2 separate regions of the Homo sapiens genome follow, and region 1 is linked to region 2. Evidence: chromatin loops called from intact Hi-C (ENCODE). Cell type or tissue: ascending aorta. All regions are shown on one strand. Each heading gives the region's core, and the rest is flanking DNA. Links, peaks and the distances in the headings are about the cores only.

Region 1 (11,986 bases), core at 7,944-10,443, 180 kb after region 2:
CTGTCAAAATGGGCAAATTCCTGAAATGTAAGAAAGAAGTGTTGGTCCTACCCAGAAGCTATTGCATACACAAAACTAATGTGAATAGCATTGATAGATCCTCAAAAGGGCCCCATAGCCACAATCCTGCCAAGGAGTGACTTGGATATAATAGGGCGGCCAAAGATCACTGCTTTCATAAAAAACTGTGATCACCTCATGTTTACAAAACACCTTGTGAATATCTTGTTGAATGGCACTTGTCAACAAGGCCATAACAAGGCCAACTTCTATGGCCCTGCACTCAAATGCAAGGCCAGGAGGAAGGCAAAGTTCAAGTTTGAGGAAATCAGAAACAGGCAAAACAAGTGATCCATCCAAAAGCTGTGACTTTAGATCTATTGTCTAAATAATTAAAACAATTCCCCAGAAGAAAAATAAACAGAAGGTAGTAGTATACAAAATATTTCATTTTTTATTTTCATGAATAATTGTCATTAATACAGCAGAAACCGATATGATTATAAAAGATACCAAAAAATCAGAAGAATGTTAGCATTCAATAGAAATTAAAACCTGAGCTGAGGGCTCATTAGAGTCTGACACTTGGCACCATTCTCATGGAAGTGAAGAAACATGTTTGCCGGACTCCTTAAAACAATTCATGTAACACAGAAAGAGTTAAATTTCAAAGGAGCTACAATGTACTGACACATTACGACTCTTGTTGTTGACAAACATTTAAGCAGGGCTATCCAAAGCTCACAGTCTTGAAGGCAGGGAGGTGTGTAAATTGTAGGTTTTTAATTAAGCAGTAAGCAAGCTGAGATTTTTCTTGGTAAAATAGTTTGTTTATTCATGTAGATCTAAAAGGCTGGCTCAGTTTGTCAGAGCACAGGAGAATGCCAGAAGAGGTCAAGGGCATGGGGATGTATCGACATGAATCCATCCCAACTTGTGGAAAACAAACGACACAGCAGTTACCATCACAAAGAACTCTATTAGTAGGAATAGAAGACTTGAGGTCCAATTCAGTTCTCATTTGGATTCTATAGTATCTCTAAGAATTTGGTTAAAAAAAACAAAACAAACAAAACAAAAAAAGGGAAATCCTTACTCCTTTCATTAACAACTGTCCACAAGGAGAAGAAATAAAAGACAACTAATATAGATAGGCCTTACTGATTAAAAATCTGTGAGCTTGAATACATTTTAATATGTTGAATCTAGAGTGATAAACCAATGGTTAATATACTACAAAACTTTACAAACAAAATCTCATCTGTTGCAGAACTTCAAAAGTAGTGGAATTGATTTCTTCTCCCTTTTTTCTTCCACAGAAAGTCCTAAAACTGAGTAGTCATTGGCATGCCTGCACTTTCACAAATGTATCCTCAAAACATGATGGTTTTTCTCAAAATGTATCTACAAAACATGATGGTTTTTGAAAATGGAAGTAATTTCAAATGAGGTCAAGGATGTCATGCTCCCTCAAAACATATTTTCAGTTCTTTGTGCTCCATGTCACATAAAAAAGAAATGAGGGTAGCTGGACTCATGTAATTTCTTTCAGCTCAATAATGTCATTAAATTCCCAATGTTTTCACACTAGCAAAAGATCCAGTATTTAAGTGATCTACTATAAAGCATCTCTATTTCTAAAAAAGATTCCTTTCATTTTTTACTTTTTATTTTTTCTTAAGAGGTCTCAAAAAGCTGTCAAAAAGCCCTATACTTAACGGAGACCAGCCACAGACTTCCTTCCTGTACCAGCTTTCCAAGAGGGTAAGTGAGTCTTCACCCTGATATTTTTGCCCCGGGTTTTACGAGGCTTCTCTTCTTTATGCACCTTCATGTGCTGCCTCAGATGAGAGCTCTGACTGAAACATTTGCCACATTCACTGCACTGGTAGGGTTTCTCCCCAGTGTGGGTTCTCTGATGTTGAATAAGGTGGGAGCTCTGGCTGAAACACCGGCCACACTCATCACACTGATAGGGTTTTTCTCCAGTATGAATTCTCTGGTGCTGAATGAGATTTGAGCTCTGTTTGAAGCTTTCTCCACACTCATCACATTTGTAGGGCTTTTCCCCCGTATGGATCCGTCGATGCTGAATGAGATTAGAACTCTGAAAGAAACTTTTCCCACAATCAGCACATTTATGGGATTTCTTTCCAGTATGGATCTTCTGGTGTTGAAAAAGAGTTGAACTCTGACTGAAACTCTTTTCACATTCAGTACATTTATAGGGTTTGTCATCCAAGCTTCTTCTGAGTCTACTGAAGCTTGAGTCAAATCGAATAGTCATGCCCCACTTCTGCCGCTGCCGGCCTGTTTTGCGCTTGTTCTCATAGGCCTTTCCTTGGCTTGAGCTCCGAGAAATACCCGCTTTAGGCTTTGCTAACCTCATGGTGAATAACCAAATGTATTTGTAAGAGAGTTTACAGGCTTCTTCTGAACTAGTGTTTCATTTCCTAGAGGTGTACAGCTCAGAATTTTCTGTGTGTAGAAGGAAAAAAAATTTAGAGATGATCAGAAAAAAAATTACAGATATCTGTTAACTATTCAATTTTAATATCTCTTCAACCCACCAAAATTGCATTCATGTTTAAATTTAAAAAGTATAAATGCAAACAAAGATAATATGGGGGGAAATTTGGGGGAAATACTTGCAAAGTAATTCTAACAATTCCAGAGTTTAAGCTTAACAAATATCACCAAATTTTGACTGAGTTTACCACTGGAGTTTCTGTCTATTGGGACAAGACAAATTAAAAGTGATCAGGTGAAATATAAATCTTCCAAGCATTACCAAATGAGTACATAATTTTGAAGAACTAAAAAGTGGAGATAAGGTAAATCTTAATGGGAATGGAGTAACTCCAAAAGACAATCAAAATTTGTGTAACAGAACATTACTATGCTTTAATATTTAGTTCCATGTTAAACTTCTACTAACTAGTAACTGCCTAAGGTATCCAAATGAATAAGAAATGACAAATTACACTACTTTATGATATATTCCTGTTTATCTGTATTTAGCATTCGATTTCCATAGCTCTAGATGACAGTTTAGCTCTAATTCTGTAGCATAAAGTGTTTTGAAAATTGAAACTTCTCTACAGGGAGTGGTAGGTTTACTTAGTCTATGAAGACACGCTTTATTATTGGTTTTTATAGATCCTAATGATCCAAGAAAGCAATTTGTTGAAAACCCAAAACGAAAGTACTGTTTTCGGAGACAGAAAAACTGCAAAAGAACTTTTACCAGAAAGTGGAATGAAACTGAGTAGAAAACGCATGGTAGGTAGGACACAAGAAAAGGAGAGGGGGGAGAAAATGAGTTTACATGTAAAACTAGGATGGAATTTTTAGAATACCCAAATGCTGCAAAATTCAAAATTTCAAATGATTTTATTTATTTATAAGGCTGACTTGTGGCTATTTAAAATAACGGCCAAAACAAACCAACAAAAACCCCTACAAACCCCACATAGGTGGCAATGTCGGAAAATCTAGAACTTCAAAAGCAATAAAATTATTGGAACTATTTTTCATTATCTTGTGTCAGAATGTGGAATTTAAAATAGAAACAATTATTCTGGGTTTCTTTGCATACAAACATATAAAGCAAATAAATGAAAACAAAAACATAATTTTTCTTGCCTTCCTTTCATCTTATTGTATAATTGAGACTTTAGGTCCAGGACTTTATCTGGATATTTAATAATTACATCAGCTGTAATTATGGTCAGCGTAAGAGTAAGCCGCATATAACACAAGATTACAGTTAGGACTACCCACTCCTTAACTTAAGCAAATATTTACAGAACATCTACCACACAGGAGACATTGTGTTAGGTACATGGTGTTGGTGTTGCTTTTTTTTTTTTTTAATAACTATAATGGTCATTATACATAAAAGCACACGCATTTAATACAATGGAAGTCAGATCTAGTCAGAAACTCAGACTGTCAAATCCACCTACGGATGAGGCAATCATACTAGTATGTGCCAGACACTGTGTAACTTGATTCTGTGCTAGCTCTTTAATTCTCCTGGCACCTTTATGCAGTTATTTCCGTTTTAAGTTAAGGAAACGAGGGCACAATGCTAGAAGGCACTGGCCGGGTTCCCAGACCCTAGCAGTTTGACTCCAGAGCCTGTACTCTTAGTGGCAGCCACATCTTCCATTGCTCAGTCCAGCGCGGCGACCCGTGCTTTGCATAGCTCCCCAGCAGGGGCAAGCACGAAGTTAAACCTGAGTGACAGAAGCTGCTGTTCTTGCACACCCAGCTAACTGGAATGTGCCTCAGTTTCCTCGTAAAATGGGGAGGGTAATGATAAAGTGGCAACACCATCAAGATGTTAGAAGTTGCAATGAGTCTGAATCTGAAAACCGCTCAGAGCAGCCCTGTGCTGCCTAAGCATTTGTTCCACGTATCTAGTCCTCGAACGCTCCGAGCGACGGAAGGGGCCGGGGCTGCTGCTCACCCGCCCAGTTCCACCCGCCGCGGGCCGCGCCTCGCCCGGGCCCCCAGTCCAAGCCTCCCGTTCCCAGCACTCCGCCGGCCGCTCCTCATTGACCCGGCCCGCCCGCCGCGCAGGCCGCGGCCCCACCCTGGGCCCGCGTGGCCCTCCCGCCCCCGCCCGGCGGCCAGGCCCTGCCCGGAGGCGGGAGACGCAAGCCACGCCATCGCCCGGGCCCGCGCCGCCCTCGTTGCGGCCAGCGCGCTCCCGAGCGGACCCGAGTATCCGACGCAGGCCCCGAGCGCCCCAAGTGCCCCAATCCCACTCACCGCGCGGGACCAGCCACCACTCTGGCTCGCTGGGCGCCTCCCGCGCCGCCGGAAGTGAGGGCCTCGCCGCGCTCTGGCGCCGCCGCGGTCGCTCTAGGAAAGTGGCGGAGCGACCCTCTATGGTCCCGGGCCCACCCGAAAGCGTTGTTCGTTTCTTCCTGTGGTTTTGTTTTCTCCTCCCCCCAACTCGGAAGGCGTCCTGTGACCCCCGGGACCTCAAGAGCTGTAACCGCCCCTGTGTGTGGTCGAGGCTTTTGAAACCAAACTCTAGCCTCTCCAACCTAGAAACTGCATACTTTCCACAAATTTTGAGATTTTTGAGACCCTGGTACTTTTCACGAAGTCACCTTAATTATCACCAAAAAGCTCCTGCAAGATGGGAGTGGTTATACTCCATTTACAGGAAAGGAACCAAGGCTCAGAGAAGAAATGTGCTCCGTTCACCGTGTGTAAGCGGACGACCCAGAATTGGAATGGTTCTTTGTGGCTCCAAAGTCTGATTTCAACACACCCCTTTTGTTGCTCATTAGTAATGATCTCTCTTTGTTCTTATTCCTTCCAGGCTCCTCCTCAGCCATCCTGGCCGTGCTCAGTCATCTGACCAGCTGACCTCCGTGTTCCCCCACTCCCTGGGGAGCTCCTCCGCCTTTTGGCTTCCAATGCTATTGCTGCATGCTGAAGACTCCCGCATTGGTAACTCCAGTCTGACTGTGGGACATAAATGTTATTGAACTTTAGACTTGTATATCGAACTGATTACTCAAGAGCTGCATTTGCATGTGTAATGGACATCCCAAACCTAACATACCCCCCAAATGAATTCCTGATATCTACCTAACCTGTTCTTGCAACAGTCTTCTTCCCAGGGATGGGTGAAGATCCCATCATCTTTCCAGTTGCTCAAGCCAAAAACCTTGATGTCACTGTTGTCTCTTCTTTTTTTCATCCAAAATTCACCTGTGATTTATCCACAAATTCTGTCGGCTTCATCGTTAAAATATATTCATTATCAAGCCACTTTCAACACTTCCACTGCTATAACCACCAAGCCACCTTCATCCACCTTCTGGATTATTATATTGGCTTCCAGACGGGTTGCCCTACAGTCTATTCACGGCCCCAGAGTAATCCTCTTAAACCTAAGTTAGATCATGTCATTCATTTGTTCAAAACCTTCAAAGGCTTCCCAACTTATTAGAGCAAAGCCAAGGACCTCGCAGTGGCACCCGATGCCTCTCATGATCTGTCTCTTTAGTTCTTTATTGTGTCTGCAGTGCTGAAAACAGTGCTCAGCAGGGAACAGACACTCAGTAAATAGCTGTTGAATGAATGAATTTATAAGATGCCTTATTGTTTACAAAGTACTTTTACATCTTATCTTCTGGTTATTCATCTTCACCATAGTCTCATGAAGCACAGATTATCATATCTGTCTTGCAAATCAGTAAACTGAAGCAAGAGAGGCTGACCTGCCTGAAGTAATACAGTGGTTTGTTGGTGGAGGCTAAACTAAGTCATAGGTTCATTCTCTTAAGTTGGGGCTTTCTGCTCTGTAGGGAGCTGTCTCTGCATATGGCAAAGCACAAAGCTGAATGAGGTCTGGACAAAGAAGCTCCACTCGCAATCTAGAGAGTATCTGGACTATTGCAGTGATTAAATGAGGTAATGTAAGGCACTTAGCACAATGTATAACACAGAAGAAATGAGAGTCGTTGTTACTTTTATTATTAAATTGTTATAAGTTGGTTGATGCTGGTGGTTGGAGAGTTTGGGGTAAAGGGCAATGGCCAGAGATCTAGAAATGGTTTAGGAAAAGCGTCAGGAGCAAACATGACCCGTTGGGACTGTCTGCTCTATGTACACTAAAATAAAAAGATAATTTTTAAAAAGCCATTTTGTTAGTAAGGTAGTTACTAATTAAAACTAACTCCTTTAATGTCTACATAAAGATGGATTATCCCTTTTTCCTATACCTGAAAACAACTGGGCCAGCCATAGAAGGGCCAGAGGTATGTCAACTAAAGCATTGGGTAAACGAGGATGGATTTTTTAAAAAGAGAGAGACGAAAGTCAGGAAATAAAGGGGTGTGTGTCCCTAAGTGTGGACAGAGTCCTGGGCAGTAAGGATGGAGAGGAGGGAGAGCCAGAAAAATATATGAAGGAGAGGAGGGTAAAGGAGAATGGGAAAAAGACAGGGAGAGAAAGCAGGTAGGGTTTTATGCCTTCAGCCTAGCTGTTAGTATAATAATAGTTAACACTTATTGAGTGCTTATTGTGTGCCAGGCACTGTTTGCAGCATTTGAGGATCTCACGTGAGATTCCTGAGGCATGATTATTCCTGAGGGTTTGCTCCACCTTCTCTGGTTTTGGTCCCTGCACTTTGTGGTGTGACTCCGGTGCCTCCTGGTGAACCACATGCCTGTCCCACTGATGTTGACTTGACCACTGATTTGAATTGGCTGACCGCATGTGACTGGATGCAAGGGGTACATCACATCCCAGAAGAAACTTCAAGTCATTGTGTTTCTGCCAGGACTCTGCTCTTTCCCTCTGCCTTGAGAATAGCATGTCCCAAGTAGGGGCTGCCCCTTTAGTCTAGGAACCAGGATGATAAGACACATGGAGCAGAGCCACAGAAGCTCACATGTAACCACAACGGTCCCACGTAATGTTAGAGAAACAAATGCTCTTGTAACACTGAGATTCTTGGTGGTATTATTGCATTAAAGTTGACTAATGTACCTCCCACCAACCGTAAGAGATAGGAATTGTTATTATCCTGTGATATTGTGAAATACATAGTTGATCTTCTCCCCGTTTCCTGACATACAACTTCTAAAATCCTTAGAATCTCCAAAGTGATGTCTTTTTATATGCTGATGAGTTGACTGATGCCTGGCAGCCCCTGGGTAGCTTCAGGATGGGGCTGGTCACTGGAAAGACCACAGCAGGATTAGAAGGATGGCAATTTCAGCTCCACCCCATCAACATCTGGGGAGGAGGGCAACTGAAGGTGAAGTGGATCACCAATGGCTGATGGATTAATCAATCATGCCTGTGTTACAAAGTCTCCATAAAAGCTCCCAAAGGACTGGGTTCAGAGAGCTTCTGGATACCTGAACACATGGATGTTACTGGAGGGTGCCACCTGGGGTCGGGGGGTGCAAAGGGGAAGGAGTATGGAAGCTCCGCACCCTTTCCTTCATACCTCACTATATGCATTTCTTTTTCTATATCCTTTGGAATATCATTTGTAATAAACCAGGAAATGTGTTTCGCTGAGTTCTGTGAACCGCTCTTGCAAATTAACCCAAGGAGGGGGTCACGAGAATCCCAACTTGAAGTGGGTAGTTCACAAGTTCCAGAGGCCAGGGCTTGTAACTAATGGGAAGGGTGGAGACCATCTTATGGGACTGAGCCCTCAACCTATGGGAGGTGATGCCATCTCCAAGTAGATAGTGTCAAAACTGAATTAGAGGACACCCAGCTGGTGTCCCTGCAGAAATGATTGCTTGGTTGGTGTGTGGGGAGAATCCCTCACCCCGTTTGGTCACAGAAGTCTTTTGTGATTATTGCTGCTGAGTGAGAGAATAGTAGAAAGCACTTTGTTTTCTTCCACACAGAATCCCCATTTCACAGATGAGAAAACTGAGGCAAGAAACTCGCCCAAGGTCATGCACATTTGTAAGTGGCAAAGCCAGACTTTGAAATCAGAAAGCCTGGCTCCAGAGCCTATTAACCTCTCTATAACAGTCTATCTCCCAAATGGGATTCTAGGCAATTTTTATGCAAATTAAATTATTGAAAATGGTCACGCATGATATTTACAAAACACAAGGGAGAAAGGGAACAAGGGTGTGGGAGGCAGGGGGTGGACACAGTCTGGGCATCTTTCTGCACATATTTCTGGGGATTCTGGCCCAAGAGAGGCCAGATCCCTTAGTGGCTGGGACATCTCTGGGAAACTACCCAGCAGGGACCAGTGTGTCCCTGAGCCCAGTGGTATTTGAAGGGTTCATTCCAGGAAAAAGAGTCTTCTGGGGTGAGAAAAATCCTGGCAAGACAGTTTCATTTTCCTATGTCTTTGTCCCCTGCACACCACTGGCTTGCGCACACACACACAGACACACACACACACACACACACACACACACACACACGCTGTCTCAGCAGGGAGCACTGCTGCCTTGGGTCTGTGTTTGGCAACATGGATCCCCAGCCCAAGTGCCAGAAAGGCAGTTATAGGTGTGGCTCATGTGCGGTAACAACAGTGGTCCGTCTCCCACCAAGAACTCTCAGCCCAGGGATCCTGAACAATGGTTCTTTCCACCAAGCCTGAGACTTGGCTTTCTGTTTCCTTTGGACTCTCTGGGAAAGAAAACCCTGGGAGTTCCCATTCCTAGGTCTGAGAAAACATCTCTGTTAAAAGTTGACCAGGAGGGCACAGGGCCCTACCCTGCACAACGTGAGTCTCAGGCAGGGCACGTGAGCAGCTAGCCTGATCCCAAACAATCGCAGCTCTCAGGGCCTAAATATAGCCCATGCATCTGGCTGTTTTTATACTCAGTTGCTTGGCTCTGATCGACCAAGCTTCCTGTCTGATCACCACTGAGGAACTGAGGGCAGGGGGATGCTGCCCACCACTGCACCTGGCAAGGATATCCCGCTGCCCCTCCGCAGCTGCAAGGCACCTGCGTCCTACACACCCGGGACACATTTTGCAGGGCTGGTTCCTCCACAAATCATCTGGTCAGACTGGATAAGCTTTGGGCCTTGTTTCCATGGGACTAAGGGGCCAGATGTATCCTGGGTGAACCCTGGCTCTATTTTGCCAGTGGGAAGGTCTTTATTCCATTTTCTGGTAAACATTCCAATCCGGTAGCATATGGTTATCACCAAAGAAAAACAAGATGTTTTTGATCCCTTCTGGTAATTTGTTCTGGGCAAACAAACTTGTTTTTCCTGAGTCCAGTCCTTTTGCAATCATGCTGATTTCATCCTGTGCTGTTTATTATTCTCTCTGGTTCTTGAGGCCTGGCCTGGCAAGACAGTCCTATTTTAGGAGACAACACTCTCCCATAGCAATCTTTGCTTTATCTTCGGATACGTTTATTACCTGAGACACTAGGTAGCCAATGGGGCATATGAGAAATACCCTAAGCTCTATGTAGAAAGAAAGCGGGAGCTCCCCACAGGAACCAGTAGGAAACCACAGAGACCAGCCTCTAACGTTTGAAATTATGGGGTTGAGGTGAGCTGAATTTGCAGCTTTTCAGATTGCCTCTGAACAGCAAATATGATGTTGATTTAGAAAAAAAGGTGTGAACTCCTCAGCTGATTGCAGAAGTGTACCTTTTCCCTTTTTCTGAGCCACTTGCTAGTGATTTTTCTGACCCATAACGTTCAGAAATTAGATTGATAACACCTACTTTAAAAGTGAACTTATCCGAAAAGGCCTTAAATAATATTGTAATAACTTTCAAAAGCAAACCAACCAACCAAACAGGCTGGTACTTAGGGAGGGTCTCCTGCTCCACTGGCTTCCTGTGTGCCAGGACCTGGCCTGCTCCTAGCTGGCAGGTGCATCTTGGCCTGTGACGCCACATGCACTTCTTAGCCAACTCTGCCTTGGCCTCCACCTCACTCCCAGGAGCTTTGCCGGTTCGTTGCTCAGCTGATCTCTTGACCCTTCCAGTGTCTGGCCTTCTTCTCCTGATGAGAAGACCCCTAGACACAGGACAGACTGGCTCCATCTTTGTGCCTCCAGGGCTGAGCACAGGCCTGGCACAAGGCAGTCACTCAGTTACAGCTGAACAATGGGACAGGAGCTGTCCTCCACCTGAGATTGTAAATAATAGCTTGGGAGTACAATTACCTGGGAGCTCCTGTTTGATTTGTTTTGTACCCTCTCCTAGGCCCTGCTTCCATCCCACCTGAGCCCCTGGCCTGGAAGATTCTTGGGGCCCTCCTGATGCTAAGATTCTGTGACTCGGGGTGACTCTATTGCTCATCATCCAGGTCACCTCTAGGCTCCCACCAGTGACGCCTGCGTGTTCCATGGCAGCCTCTCCTCAGGCTCCACCCTAGTCCCCAGGGCATGCACAGAAATGAAGGAGTCATGTCGGCTCCTAGAGCAGCGAGTTGTGGCTCTTCTGCCAAACATGGCCACACATCCTTTAGGATAAGAGTTTCAGAAGTTAGAGCCGGGGGTCAGGGTGGATGCACAGAAAGCAAAAAAAAAAAAAAAAGCTTGGTTCTCACTTCTTCAGTTCAATACAGCACACCTTTATTGAGCACCTAAGGATCTATGCTGCCAGAGGAGGGCAGAGTCGACAAAACAGTGGGCAGGCCTCCCCTGCAGCTCTCTGTGTCTGTGATGATGGAGCTGGGTTGGGGAAATCCTGCTGTGACATTTGCCCTGACGCAGTTCCGCACAGCATGGTGGCTTCCAAGCTATGCTCTTGATGGGCACCCGTAAGGAGCTTCTACATGCATTAGAGATGGAGCCTCTCCTATCTTTGCAAGCCTTTGTGGTTCTTCCCTTTAAATCTGCCATCCACGGACCTCAACAGGAGAATAATTTGGTCTTCAGTTTGCTCTGTTTTAGACAAATACTTCACATGACTGATGTAAACTGTTGCATAGTTTCGCAAAGGCTTTCTCATTCATTCCTGAAATTCTCCATCAGTCACAAACACAAATTGTTCAGTATCTGGGGAATTCAAAGCCCTTTCCTCAAAACAGACATTTCTCCTTATCATTCTTCCTTCAGGGGAAGTATTGAAAGTCATTGAAAGTCATCCCCACCCACTAGAGGAGAGAAACGCAAGCCCAGAAAAGGCAAGAGGTACACAGGCATCCACGGGACAGTGGTGATGGGGCTGAGCACTGCCTTCCAGAGCTGCTGCTGGGCATTGAGCGGGCAGCACCCTCTCAATGCCATGTGGACCCTCCTCAATGTGATTGAATGACCGTGTTTCTTGCAGCAAGCTCCTTGTAAGAATCGCTTTAGGTCTCTCTGATGAAGTAAAGATTGATTTCTGCAGAGAAAGTGAGATACTTGTGGCCTTATTCCTGGTCTCACCTCTGTGTTGGGGCTGAGCTGTGCGAGGCTCACAGGGTGATATTGGAGGCTTAGAAGCCGGGGACACTGTGGCAAGGTGATGGCTGAAAGCAGGCTAGATCTCATACCTGCTGGCAGGCCCTG
Region 2 (11,986 bases), core at 4,307-6,806:
GGTGCCTCAGTACCAATAGGAGATTATTTTCCAAAGATACCTACTGAGTGCAGAAGTCAGAAAAGCAATTTTTTGTTGAGAAGTGCAGGTTGTGTTACATAGTCTTGTACCAACAAGGTCTCACTATTATCAACTTCATTCCAAGCTGAAACCAAATAAGATATATTTACTTCATTAGAACAAGATATGTTGTTCTATCTGCTGGATAATTAGCGTGTTAATAGTAATTTTGTTACAACAAGATACTCTGTTTCTAATAGCCAAAATATTATCATTATAAGTATTCAAATAGCTTAACTCTAGGCTCAACAAATTATAATAAAATTACAAACATTTTTCACAATAACAAAAATGCTACTGTGATATCTAAATGTGACACAATGCATGGTACAATATGAACTGTATGAGCACATCTTTATTATATATTTATCAAAGGATAAATTATCAAACGATAAGTTAGGTTTTGCAAGTTGCAGGAGACAAAGATGGAATACACATAGTCTGGGTCTTTAAGGTGCTCATAATACAGTAGAGCTGTCCCTATTGAATTTCTGCATTTTTTCCAACAGAATTTCCTAAAAAATGTTTTTTATTTATTTATCCACTTGTCCACTTAACAAATAACTGTCAGGTATCTTTAAGGTACTAAGCATCTTCCTTGTTATTATCATTGTCATTTTTTATTATTTACTACTTTATTAAGGTACTAAGCATTTTTCTTGTTTTTATTATTTATTTATTTAGCGCTCATTCTGTGCTAGAACCCCTTTGGGAGCTTCTAATTACTTATTATGTCATGTCGTTACCATATTCAGCATGTGTCAGACGTTTTATATCCCTATGGATTTGAAGTGGGGTGCGTGGCACTCACTGAGTCTTCAAAGACCAGGTTTTAGGTGCAACTCATTTGGCAACTACAAACTTAGGTCACTGTTTGTATGTTACTTGCAGGATTCATGTACTTAGTTTTTAACTATTTATACTACTTTAAGTCTCTAAAAATTCATATATTGAAAAAATTGAAAATTTTAAGTTTCTACTCCTCATTACTTTTTGTGATATTTGATCTCCCCTAATACTTGATTATAAATCAGCCAGTGATCAATAAAGAGTCTCTCCCACTTTTCAAATCATTATATTTTTAAGTCATGCAATAAAATAGGTCAGGTGGTGAACATTGTTTATCATTAGAGATACCACTGTGATGTCACTAGGATTCGTGAGGAGATGACACCTGAGAAGAAGGATCTGCATAAGAGGCCTCACCTCTGCCCTCCTGTGTTTTTTTGGAAATTGAGCATGGTAAAAAGAACCTGCTAAACCTGGCTGGACACAGTGACTCAAACCTGGAATCCCAGCACTTTGAGAGGCCGAGGCAGGAGGATGGCTTTAGGCCAGGAGTTTGAGACCAGCCTAGGCAACAGAGTGAGGCCCCATCTCTGCAAAAGCATTAACAATTAGCCAAGTGTGGTGGCATGTGCTTGTGGTCCCAGCTGCTCGGAAGGCTGAGATGGGAGGATTGCCTGAGCCCAGGAGTTTGAGGCTACTGCACTCCAGCCTGGGCAACTGAGTAAGACCCTGCCCCTAACAAAAAAAGATAAAGAATCAGCTAAACCTAATAGAATCATTGACCCTTGCCACCAAGCAAGCTTACATCTTTCTCATAGAAGGAGGAGACTGTCGAGTTATTTTGCTCACATAATATGGCCATTGGAAAATATTTTGGCTATTATAGCTAAAACAATATTTTATTAATAACAGTTTATTAATCATTTACTTGTAAACAATAAAAGCTTGGCTCTCTTTGTACTGCTCATGGCTTTAGGTGGATCTTGGAACGTAACCACTTGTGAGAAGCTAGTAGTATTTGCTGCTTCCCTTAAAGCTCCTGAAAGGCAGAGAGGAAATCTTAGATTTTTCATTGCTATGAACCACTGCAAGTATTGAGGAAATATTCACTACTTCCAACGTCGTAATCCTGCAGCCATTTGGCACCTGTGAGTCAGGTGCCAGAAACTGGGCAGTGCAGAAGGCAGTGCGCTGTGTTCCACAGTTGCTTGCTATCTAGAACTTCTAGAACTTCTGCTTTTCTAGAACTTCTGCTGTTCATTCTCAACTCCAAGAGTTTTGTTGTTGTTTTGTTTTATGGGAAGTTTGTTAGAAGTAGGTTTATATATTTTCTTTCAGAATTAACAGAAGAATTATAATTAATATCACTTCCTGGTGTGACCGAAAGCCTCTAATCCTTTACTGTTATTTGTTTATGAGCACATTTCTTTTAACAGCTATGATAATTACTACATCTTGTGTGGTTTCTCAAAAATACATTTGTTTCTTATTTCAAAGAGTTTCTGTAATGGAGCCCTTCAGATTTGGTGCTAATAACATGAAGTAAGAATTTAAGAAAGAAGATCTTTTATTTTATTTATATTTATATTTTTTGAGATGGAGTCTTGCTCTTGTCACCCAGGCTGGAGCAGTGGCGCCATCTTGGCTCACTGCAGACTCCGCCTCCCGGGCTCAAGTAATTCTCCTGCAGGGTTTCACCATGTTGACCAGGCTGGTCTTGAACTCCTGACCTCAGGTGGTCCACCTGCCTTCGCCTCCCAGAGTGCTGGGATTACAGGCATGGGCCATCGTGCCTGGCCAGTTGCAAAATATTTAAATGTTACATACAGAGGTGCGAGGGAGATCCATATAGTACCATGTAAATTGCTTGAATCTTTTCAGAGTACTGTTTGTATGTGGTTTCAAAGCAGGGATTAATATATTTATTTTTATCTTTTAATTACAATTTGTATACCTATTCAAAAGTAGAGAAAATAGTAAAAGTAACACTAAAATACCCATTATTCAATTTCTGTGATCAAGATTGTCCTACATTTTGTTCATCTATCTGTTCATCTATCTTTACAGGAATATTATAAAGCAAATCACAAGGCCATTTTTTCTGTTCAGTGTGCATCCCTGGACAGCACTAAAGTTTCTTTATTTTTTTTTTCTTCAGCTTTTAAGTTCTGGGGTCCATGTACAGGATGTGCAGGTTCATTACATAGGTAAACGTGTGTCATAGTGGTTTGCTGCACAGATCAACCCATCACTCAGATATTACGCCCAGTATTGATTAGCTATTCTTCCTGATGCTCTCCCTCCTCCTGCCCCCACAACAGGTCCCATTGTGTGTTGTTACCCCTCATGGATCTGTGTGTTCTCATCATTCAGCTCCCACTTATAAGTGAGAATACGTGTTGTTTGATTTTCTGTTCCTGCATTAGTTTTCTGAGGATCATGGCTTCCAGCTCCATCCATGTCTTTGCAGAGGACATGATCTTGTTTCTTTTTAGGCCTGCATGATAGTCCATCGTGCACATGTACCAAATTTTCTTTATCCAGTCTAACATTGATGGGCATTTTGGTAGATTTCATGTCTTTGCTGTTGTGAATAGTGCTGCAGTGAACATACATGTGCATGTCTCTTTATAATATAATGATTTATATTATTTTGGATATATACCTAGCAATGGGATTGCTGGGTCAATGGTCTTTCTGCTTCTAGATCTTTGAGGAGTCAACACACTTCCTTCCTCGATGGTTGAACTAATTCTTGGCAAGCCTCCTAGCAAGCCTCTGTGTCAGCCTCCTAGCCAGCCAGCCTGAAGACTGGCCTCCCATGCAGCCAGCATTCCGAACAGCATTCCAGCAACCCTCTTCCCCTGCCAGAAGACTCGTGATTTGATTAGCCTCCCATGCAGCCAGGCTCTAGGCCAGCCTCCAAAAAACCGGCCTGCCACCAGGCCTCCAAGTCACATTCATCTTGCCGGACTCTTCAGCAAGCGTTTTAGGAAGCATTTAAGGCAGCCTCTCACACAGCCTCTCCCGCAGGCTCTTGGCCAGCCTCCTAGACAGCCAGCCTCCGATCCAGCCTTTCAGAAAGTCTCTAAGCGAATCTCCCAGACAATCAGCTTCCAGACCAACCTCCCATGCAGCCAGCGTTTTTAACAGCCATCCAGCAAGCCTCTTGCACAGCCAGACAATCTGCCACTCTGCCAGTTTCCTCGCCAGCCTCTTGGTTAGCCTCCCATGCAGCCAGCTTCTAGGCCAGCCTCCTAACAAGCCAGACTTGCATTCCGACTCTTAGCCAGATTCAGCCTGCCAGGATCTCAGCAGGCCTTTTAGCAAGCGTTTATGGCAGCCTCTCAGACAGAAAGCCTCTCCCACAGGCTCTAGGCCAGCCTCCCAGTGAGCCAGCCTCTCAGCAAGCCTCTATGCTACTTTTCAAGAGAGTCCTTCAGTACACCAGCCTCCCATGCAGCCCGCGCCTTGGCCAGCCTTCCAGCCAGCCTCTAGGTAAGTCTGTTAGCCAGCCGCTTAGCCAACCAGCTTCAGAATCAGCCTCCCATGCCACCAATGGCGTGGCCAGCCTCCCAGTACGCCTCTTAGAGAGCCTCTTAGGCGGCCTCCTGACTAGCCAGCCTCAAAACCAGCCTCCCTTGCAGCCAGCGTTTCCAACAGCCTCAGTGGGAGTGAAGGAGAAGGCAGCCAAAGTTTGAGGTTGATTTTAAGGTGGCCTTGTCCCTCTGCCCTGCAGGCCTTGTCCCTGTGCCCTGCAGGGCGCCCCCATCCCAGGACTGGGGGCCTGCCCAGGAAGAAGGCCCAGATACCGGGGCCCAAGATTTCTGCCCCGCTGCCGACCCACTCTTCCACCTGCTGCCTTTGTCCCGGGGACACCCACCACACCCCACGCTGAAGGGGCGATCCTCCCACAGCTGTCACCTCCTCCTGCAGCCCCAGCTCAGGCAGGGCACGGCGCCTCTTCTTCGCATCTTTTATGTTCAGGTCGATGGTCCTCGTCTTCACATCATCCCCTGCAAGCTTCCAGGCGTGGCCCCGGGAGGCAGCTCTGTGCATCTTTCTGATATCCCTATAGTGGATGACTTAAGAGTCTTTGGTGGTAGACCAGCTGAGTGAAGGCTCTCTGGCACTCCAGGCTTGTCACGCCCTTGACAGCAGTGGCAGAAAGCCTCTGCATGGCTGCAGCCACCTTTTAAGAGAGAGGCCGCTCCTCTCACTCGCCCTTCCCCAGCCCCAGCCCCAGCCCCAGCCCCAGCCCCCGCCGCTCGCCCTTGCCCTTAATCGCCACCACATCCGGCCCAACATCAGTAAAAAGTGTGGTCTAGTGAAGCCCTTGTACACTCCGGCCTCTTTCTAGAGAAATTTGTTGAGTAGAGCCGTGAGGCTTTCACGGGATCTTGTAGCCAGCCTCCTAACAAGCGAGCCTGGTACAACCAGGCTCTTAGCCGGACTCAGCCTACCAGGCCCTCAGCAAGCAAAATTAGCAAGAATTTGAGGTACCCTCTCACACGGACTCTCCGCCAGCCTCCTAGTCGGCCGCCTCTCACCCGGGTTCTTGGCAAATCTCCCAGCAAGCCTCTATGTCAGCCTCCTAGCCAGCCAGCCAGCCTGAAGACCGGCCTTCCATGCAGCCAGCATTTCGATCAGCGTTCCAGCAAGCCTCTCCCCCTGCCAGAAGACTTGTCATTCGACCAGACTCCCATGCAGGCAGGCTCTAGGCCGGCCTCCAAAAAACCGGCCTGCCACCCAGCCTCCAAGTCATATTCATCTTGCCGGACTTTTCAGCAAGCATTTTAGGAAGTATTTAAGGCAGCCTCTCAGACAGATAATTTTCTGGAATATTCCATTAAACATTCTTCTCTGATTAAATAACGCTTGCCTCACCATGGCAACATAAATCACTGAAAAATACTGTTTATCCGAAGAATAGTCTCTCAACTTGTGGGATAAATGATGTATAATTTTTAACCTTCTTGAGGGCAGATATTATGAGAAAATTTTTAATCATAAGAAAAACATTGCAGAATTATAGCCACAGTTTTAAAAATAAGCACATTATAATGATAATAAAATTGTAATACAACTAATTATAATGAACATATAAAAGAAGTCTCCCCATGGAGATTAGTATCATAAAACAATTTATATAATTTCACCAGCTATAGATTCACTGTTGGCATGTTACTTTTAATACATACTTGACTTTCAATTCGAAATCATTTTTTCATTAAATCCTGTACCTCAACTTTGAGATTAATGTGGTAATGTGATGCAGCTTCTAGTGAAGCCTCAGACACACATTGTTTATTGAGATCAGCCAATTTTTTTTGAAGTTGTCTCACAGTGACCTGACATGTTTGTTATTGATTTGTAAATCACCTTATCAAATTAACAATATTTACTTTCAAAAATATCACCAAATATATTGGTTCAGCTTATTTTCTTTATGTGTACACATTCCTGCTTATTACTGAATCCACTTAAGGACACAAGAAGGTATTATCTTCCTGCCAAACTGGTACTCTCTTACTAGACACCAGATTCATCCCACTAGTCATTTGTCCCCTAATGAATCTGTAATGCTTCACAACTTACTGAAGTCTCAAGAAAATATGTGGGCAGGACTAGTGGTGGTAAATTCTATGCTGTGGAATGCTTTCCTTCTTTTTTATTGAAGCACAAATCAACATCAAAGTTCCTCACATACTCAATCACCTGGTGAAATTTTTCCAACAGGTTTCTATCTCAGAATAAAAGTATTTTTGTTTCAAAGGCTTTAGAGGCCCTAGGTAACCTGGTCTCCACATCCCTCCTGACCGCAGCTGCTAAGTTTCTCTCCTCTACTCACTTTTTTTGTACTATACATGAACCCTGCCACCCCCCATGAATTGAAAAATGGGGATCCAATGCAAAGCTAATAAATCACAGATAGCTACAATGATCTTTCTCTGGGACAAAGTTCTATCCACATGACAGTCTTTGAGCCTTGAAATAGAAATTATGAGCAAATTATTTGTAACAATATTCAAAGTAAATTATAAATACCAGTGGGATGATTAAATCAAATTTGATATTGCTAAAATCCACTACATTTGTCCTAAGCTATTATTTAATAAAACACAGATGGCTTTAAAAAATTAAGTTGTCATAACAATACATAATTTGAGATTCAGATATGTTCAGATTTAAGTCAAATTGACATAAATGAAAATAAAATTCTACCAACTAAAATATACAAAAAGTTACTGAAAAAGTAGTATTACAAGATGCAGAAATGTACACTTCAAAATATACTTCAAATACACTTCAGTTCCTCTGGAAAATTTAGAATTAACTGTCAAAGTAAATTGTTGAATCAATTTCAAAATACTCATTGCTGATATGGGCATTCCCATTTATCTGTTTCATCGTGGTCATAAAATGTGGCCACAAAGAGATATTAAAACCTTTATTGGCCGGGTGCGGTGGCTCACGCCTGTAATCCCAGCACTTTGGGAGGCCGAGGCGGGTGGATCATGAGGTCAGGAGATCGAGACCATCCTGGCTAACAAGGTGAAACCCCGTCTCTACTAAAAATACAAAAAATTAGCCGGGCGCGGTGGCGGGCGCCTGTAGTCCCAGCTACTCGGGAGGCTGAGGCAGGAGAATGGCGTGAACCCGGGAAGCGGAGCTTGCACTGAGCCGAGATTGCGCCACTGCAGTCCACAGTCCGGCCTGGGCGACAGAGCGAGACTCCGTCTCAAAAAAAAAAAAAAAAAAAAAAAAACCTTTATTTCAGCAGTATAAGCCAATGTCATTAATGTTAATCTATTAAAAACCTTTAACTTAAATTCTTAAAATTTCATAAGTGACACAATGTCTTAAAGTAAAACATCTCTCAGCTTTAACTTGCATTTGGTGGAAATAAGCCATGTTTCTAAGCTGACATGGTAAATATATTTATTATCTATATTAAACTAGATTCAGCATTTATCTAAGGCCAAATATGACTTTAAATTTTCTTTCAGGAAGGTTGAAAAATATTTATTTTTTTTGATACTTCTCTTTCAGCTTTCTGTTTTTCATATTGGTATAAACATTATTTTAAATGGTTACAGTTATTAAATATCTCCTCATTTTTCTCTTTTAGGAGGTGATGTTGCGTTTTCCTCTCAAAACTGAATATTATTATCTTGCTTTTGTTATCAGCTTTCTTATGCACCTGAACTAATTGCTGTGGAAGCCACATGTTTTTGCTTTGTAGTTGAAATAATTTCTGCTCCAGACTCCTGCTGTTCAGTGTGCTTGGTCACATTATCTTGTTTGTTTTGATACATGTGTTCAGCTTTCTTCATTTGACACTATGTTTCACTTAGGTCTCTTTGTGCATGTTCTAAAACCTATGTATTTTCTCTTTGAGCGTCTCCTGCATAATTGAAATTAATTTTTAGACTTTTGGATTCCCTTTGAGCTTCAGAAAGTGGTTGATGAAGCTTCTCATTGTTATATATTATTCACATCAACATTCATTTTTCCTTGCAAATGAGCACTGTGGAAAGCAAGTTCTTGGTTTTTTCTTGATGTCACACTTTATCTTGGTCTTGTATAGCAGAAGCTAGTCTAGAATGGTATGATTCAATTTCTTTCTCCAGTATTTCTTTGTCTTGTTTTTCCTTCAATTTAGAAGTGAGCATTGTGTTCTTAGCTATCAGAACTTTAAGCTGCCCACTATACTGAGGTGCCCTTTTTGTTAATGTTTTCTCTTTCAGTTTTAGGGTCATTTGAAGTTCAGCATTCTTTTCTCTTAAAATCTTAATGTCCTCAAAGTATTTATTTTCCTTCTCCTGGTGCTGATGTTTTAGTATGTCCAATTTGCAGTTTTAGCATGGCAATTTCCTTTTTCAACATGCCATTTTCATGTAAGAGATCATTTTCATTTTCATAAGCATGAGAAACCTAAATAAAATAAATTTTTAGCTAGCACTCAATAAAATGGGATATCATGGTTCCTCTTAAAGAATAATTTTTACATTTATCCACTGAAAGGGTTTCTGTAAGTAGGTATCAGTTGAAGAACCATTGAATCAAAACTTCAAATGCTATAGAGCATAAATTCCCCAAAGTTCAAACATTTATTTGAACACAATGAATTCATGAAAGTAAAAAAGAAATGACTAGAGAATTTTTAAGAGCTTCAGAATTGAAACAAACTTTCCCTGGATTACAACACATGCAAAAGCATAAAATAAAAGATTAATCACTTTGACTACATACAAAAATTTGATTTACACCCTGATGTCTAACCTATACAAGACCCCATACTAGAAGCCTTAGTGTGTAGGGAGACCCCTTGAAACTATTGCTTTGGAATAAAAGGTGAAATACTCCTGATTATTGTAAATACAAAATTGCATGCAGGATTGTGTAAAGACAATGCCAGGTTGGACTGCCAGAATAAGCCAACAGTGCGTGATACGCTTCCCCCTGCAGAGAGCCTATGAACGGATATGCAGTCAGGGAGGTTTCACATCACCATGATTCCTATCCCAGAAAAGCAGATGTTCATAGCTCTGGGAATGGAATGTGACTCTTGTGGAGAGCCTATAAGCGAACGCATGAGGGGCGCCTGTTTATATGGATAAGATGGGGCTATAAATGCCCTTATCTTGCCTCGGCTCTTCTAGGCCTCTTTAGGGTTAAAGCATACTCCCTTCTGAGAATTTGTGGTCTAACCAGTTGTCTAGCTTCACGTCCTGTTTCTATGGATTGTTTGCAACCAGCTTTTGCTGCAACTGTTACTGCTGATTAATATCTTGCTAATCATAGGTTATGGAAAGACTGTGTTTCTGTTTTAAGGCTCTGTTAGAAATTGCTGATGCACACACTATATTGTAAATTCTTATCTCTGTATGCTGTACTTCTGCATACTGATGTTATGTTAAATTACTTCACCCTCGTGACCATCTCACCTCATAATCAAATGACCATAAATCCCTCACTAACCTATCCCCACCCTCACTAAACTTAATAATAAATGCTGGTATATCCAGTGCATTGGCGGCATCACAGGACCAGAAGGTGGTGACCCCCCTGGACACAGCTTTCACTATCTTGTGTGTGTCTTTTATTTCTCAACCTGCCAATCCGCCTGGGAACAAAGAAGGAGCCCTGTTGCATTGCGGGCTGCTGGCCAGTTCCCCCAATATTAGTGCTGCTTATATTTAGACAGATAAAATTTCCCAAAGCCCTTTCATTTCCTTTTTCCTGAGAATATTCTATAGATATTCTATTTTTAAAAATATAATTTTAAGAATTATATTTATAAATTATAAGTTGAGACATTGTAACAAGCACTTTTAGTTATCACAGTTCTGAAAGGAAAAGATTAAAAATATAAACAAGTATTTTCCTTATATTCCATACACATTAAGATTAAAAGTGTACAATTAAAGGAAATTGATTCTTGGGGGGAGAGGAATGGCCGTTTCACACTCTCTTTGTTGAACTGTAAATGAATATAAATTTTCTTGAGAACAATTTGGAAGTAATGAACAAAGAACTTTTTAAAACTTCCTATAATTTAACCAAATATTTTTATATTGAAGAATTTATTCCAAATCAATAATTAGAAAGGTAGAAAAATATTTACTTGCAGTTATGCCTTGCAGCACTTATAATACAAAAAATTAAAAATCAAAAAAATTAATTTGTTAAGTAAATAATGGGATTTCCAAATAATGGCCTTCTATATAGTCATTAAAATTGTGATTTAAATAAATATGCATTTAATTATCAGTAGAAGTATTCAAAGTTAAGAACTTGTATTATTTAAAGGAATTTGACACTCTACAAGACAGGTTTTTTTCTGCAGTTAAACCTCAGAAGGTAAGTCAGCTATTACAAAAAGTATCCTACATAATTTTAGTATAAATAGTTGAAATATTTATTTAAAACTAGGATGTCATACCTCACACTGCAGAGCTCTTGTTCCCATTTAACCTTTTGATTCACTTACTGCAATTTTATTTTTGCTTCTGATAGTTCCTTTTGTAGTACCCAAAACTTATTTTTCATTTGTTTTATTTTTGCTGTAAGTTGTTCACAGTGATATTTTTTAAGTTCCCTTGCTCTTTCATGAGAAGGAACTGCACCCAAGAATATTGATAGGCTAGTTGAATCTGTCTTGAGGAGGAGATAGAAATAAAATATATTAGTACTTTGGGATATAAAGGACAGCATATTTTAACAATCACTAATTCATACACTGAACAAATATATATTGATTGCCTACCACACCTGGCTAATTTTTTTGTATTTTTAATAGAGACAGGGTTTCACCATGTTGGCCAGGTGGGTCTCAAACTCCTGACCTGAAGTGATCCACCCACCTTTCCCTCCCAAAATACTGGGATTACAGGCATAAGCCACCACATTCTGCCTCAATAAATAATTTTGATTTAAAAATAATGACAAGCATCAATATTTTTTATTTCAAATCTTTTTTAAAACACATTTCCTTACTTTAAAGGCAATTAGATTTCAGGCTGTTCACATATTGAAAACCAAGACATTTCAAGAGAAAACCTTGCATATGCTCTGTAGAACACGCTTATCTTTTATCTTCATGTGGCTATTGACTGGGTTACTGAGCATGAAAAATAAATCATATTCACAAAAAAATTCACGTGTGTATATTTCAAAAGGAATTAACTTCAAAGTATCTGCCTTACACTGTAGTCCTCACCAAAAATAATAGGGCATTGCAAACAAAATACAATATGATTAAACATTTGACATATGCATAATTACAGAATTTTTGTTAAAAACTATGCATGGCACGAGAATTTTCAGAGTATGTCATGCGGAGTAGGAAAAGAACTCTAAATCTGTTTCATTTAGGAAAACAAAGGCTTAAGAATAATTTTGATAAGTTTTTGCTGATAACTGCTTGAATAAAATGAAAGATTCATAAGGAAAATATATATTTGTTATTTTTAAATGAAAACAATCATTAGATAAAGTATGCAATTGATTCTTAAGACATAACTTCAGAAAAGTAGAGCAAGCCTTCACAAAAAGAGAAAAATAAAAACATGTATTCGTGAAACATCTAACATGTGCCAGACACATATGTGCAGATTTTTCTTCACCTTAG

What was found. A loop is a pair of places that touch in the nucleus more often than their neighbours do. Peaks named below come from ENCODE experiments on the same cell type or tissue, not always from the same donor. Only the 100,000 strongest peaks of a DNase experiment are listed, where the experiment ranks them.
Region 1: a loop joins it to region 2, with 6 times the contacts of the local background. A loop is called at or near these places in 2 of 110 quality-filtered maps.

What each region holds. Positions count from the first base shown.
Region 1 is chr10:44,993,772-45,005,757 of GRCh38, reverse strand. It overlaps RASSF4 (Ras association domain family member 4), which reads right to left. Exons shown (of 11, transcript NM_032023.4): 11 at 9,867-11,986. LOC124902530 reads right to left here and starts at 11,722. Exons shown (of 3, transcript XM_047426129.1): 1 at 11,587-11,722; 2 at 10,817-10,953; 3 at 3,375-4,978. The coding sequence starts at 11,722. The coding sequence ends at 4,349. ZNF22-AS1 (ZNF22 antisense RNA 1) reads left to right here and starts at 4,955. Exons shown (of 4, transcript NR_126421.2): 1 at 4,955-5,228; 2 at 5,342-5,472; 3 at 6,336-6,441; 4 at 11,552-11,826. ZNF22 (zinc finger protein 22) reads right to left here and starts at 4,835. Exons shown (of 2, transcript NM_006963.5): 1 at 4,780-4,835; 2 at 432-2,478. The coding sequence starts at 2,389. The coding sequence ends at 1,715. RefSeq lists an enhancer at 4,219-4,719 and a silencer at 4,446-4,795. In ascending aorta, for the core only: no CTCF peak of the experiment used is centred there; DNase peaks (open chromatin) are centred at 8,977 and 9,287; H3K4me3 peaks cover 1,270 bases; H3K27ac peaks cover 2,500 bases.
Region 2 is chr10:45,173,443-45,185,428 of GRCh38, reverse strand. It overlaps the pseudogene ANKRD30BP3. Among named protein-coding and RNA genes, the nearest start is that of MIR3156-1, 15 kb to the right of the region's middle. In ascending aorta, for the core only: no CTCF peak of the experiment used is centred there; a DNase peak (open chromatin) is centred at 5,528; H3K4me3 peaks cover 1,282 bases; H3K27ac peaks cover 1,980 bases.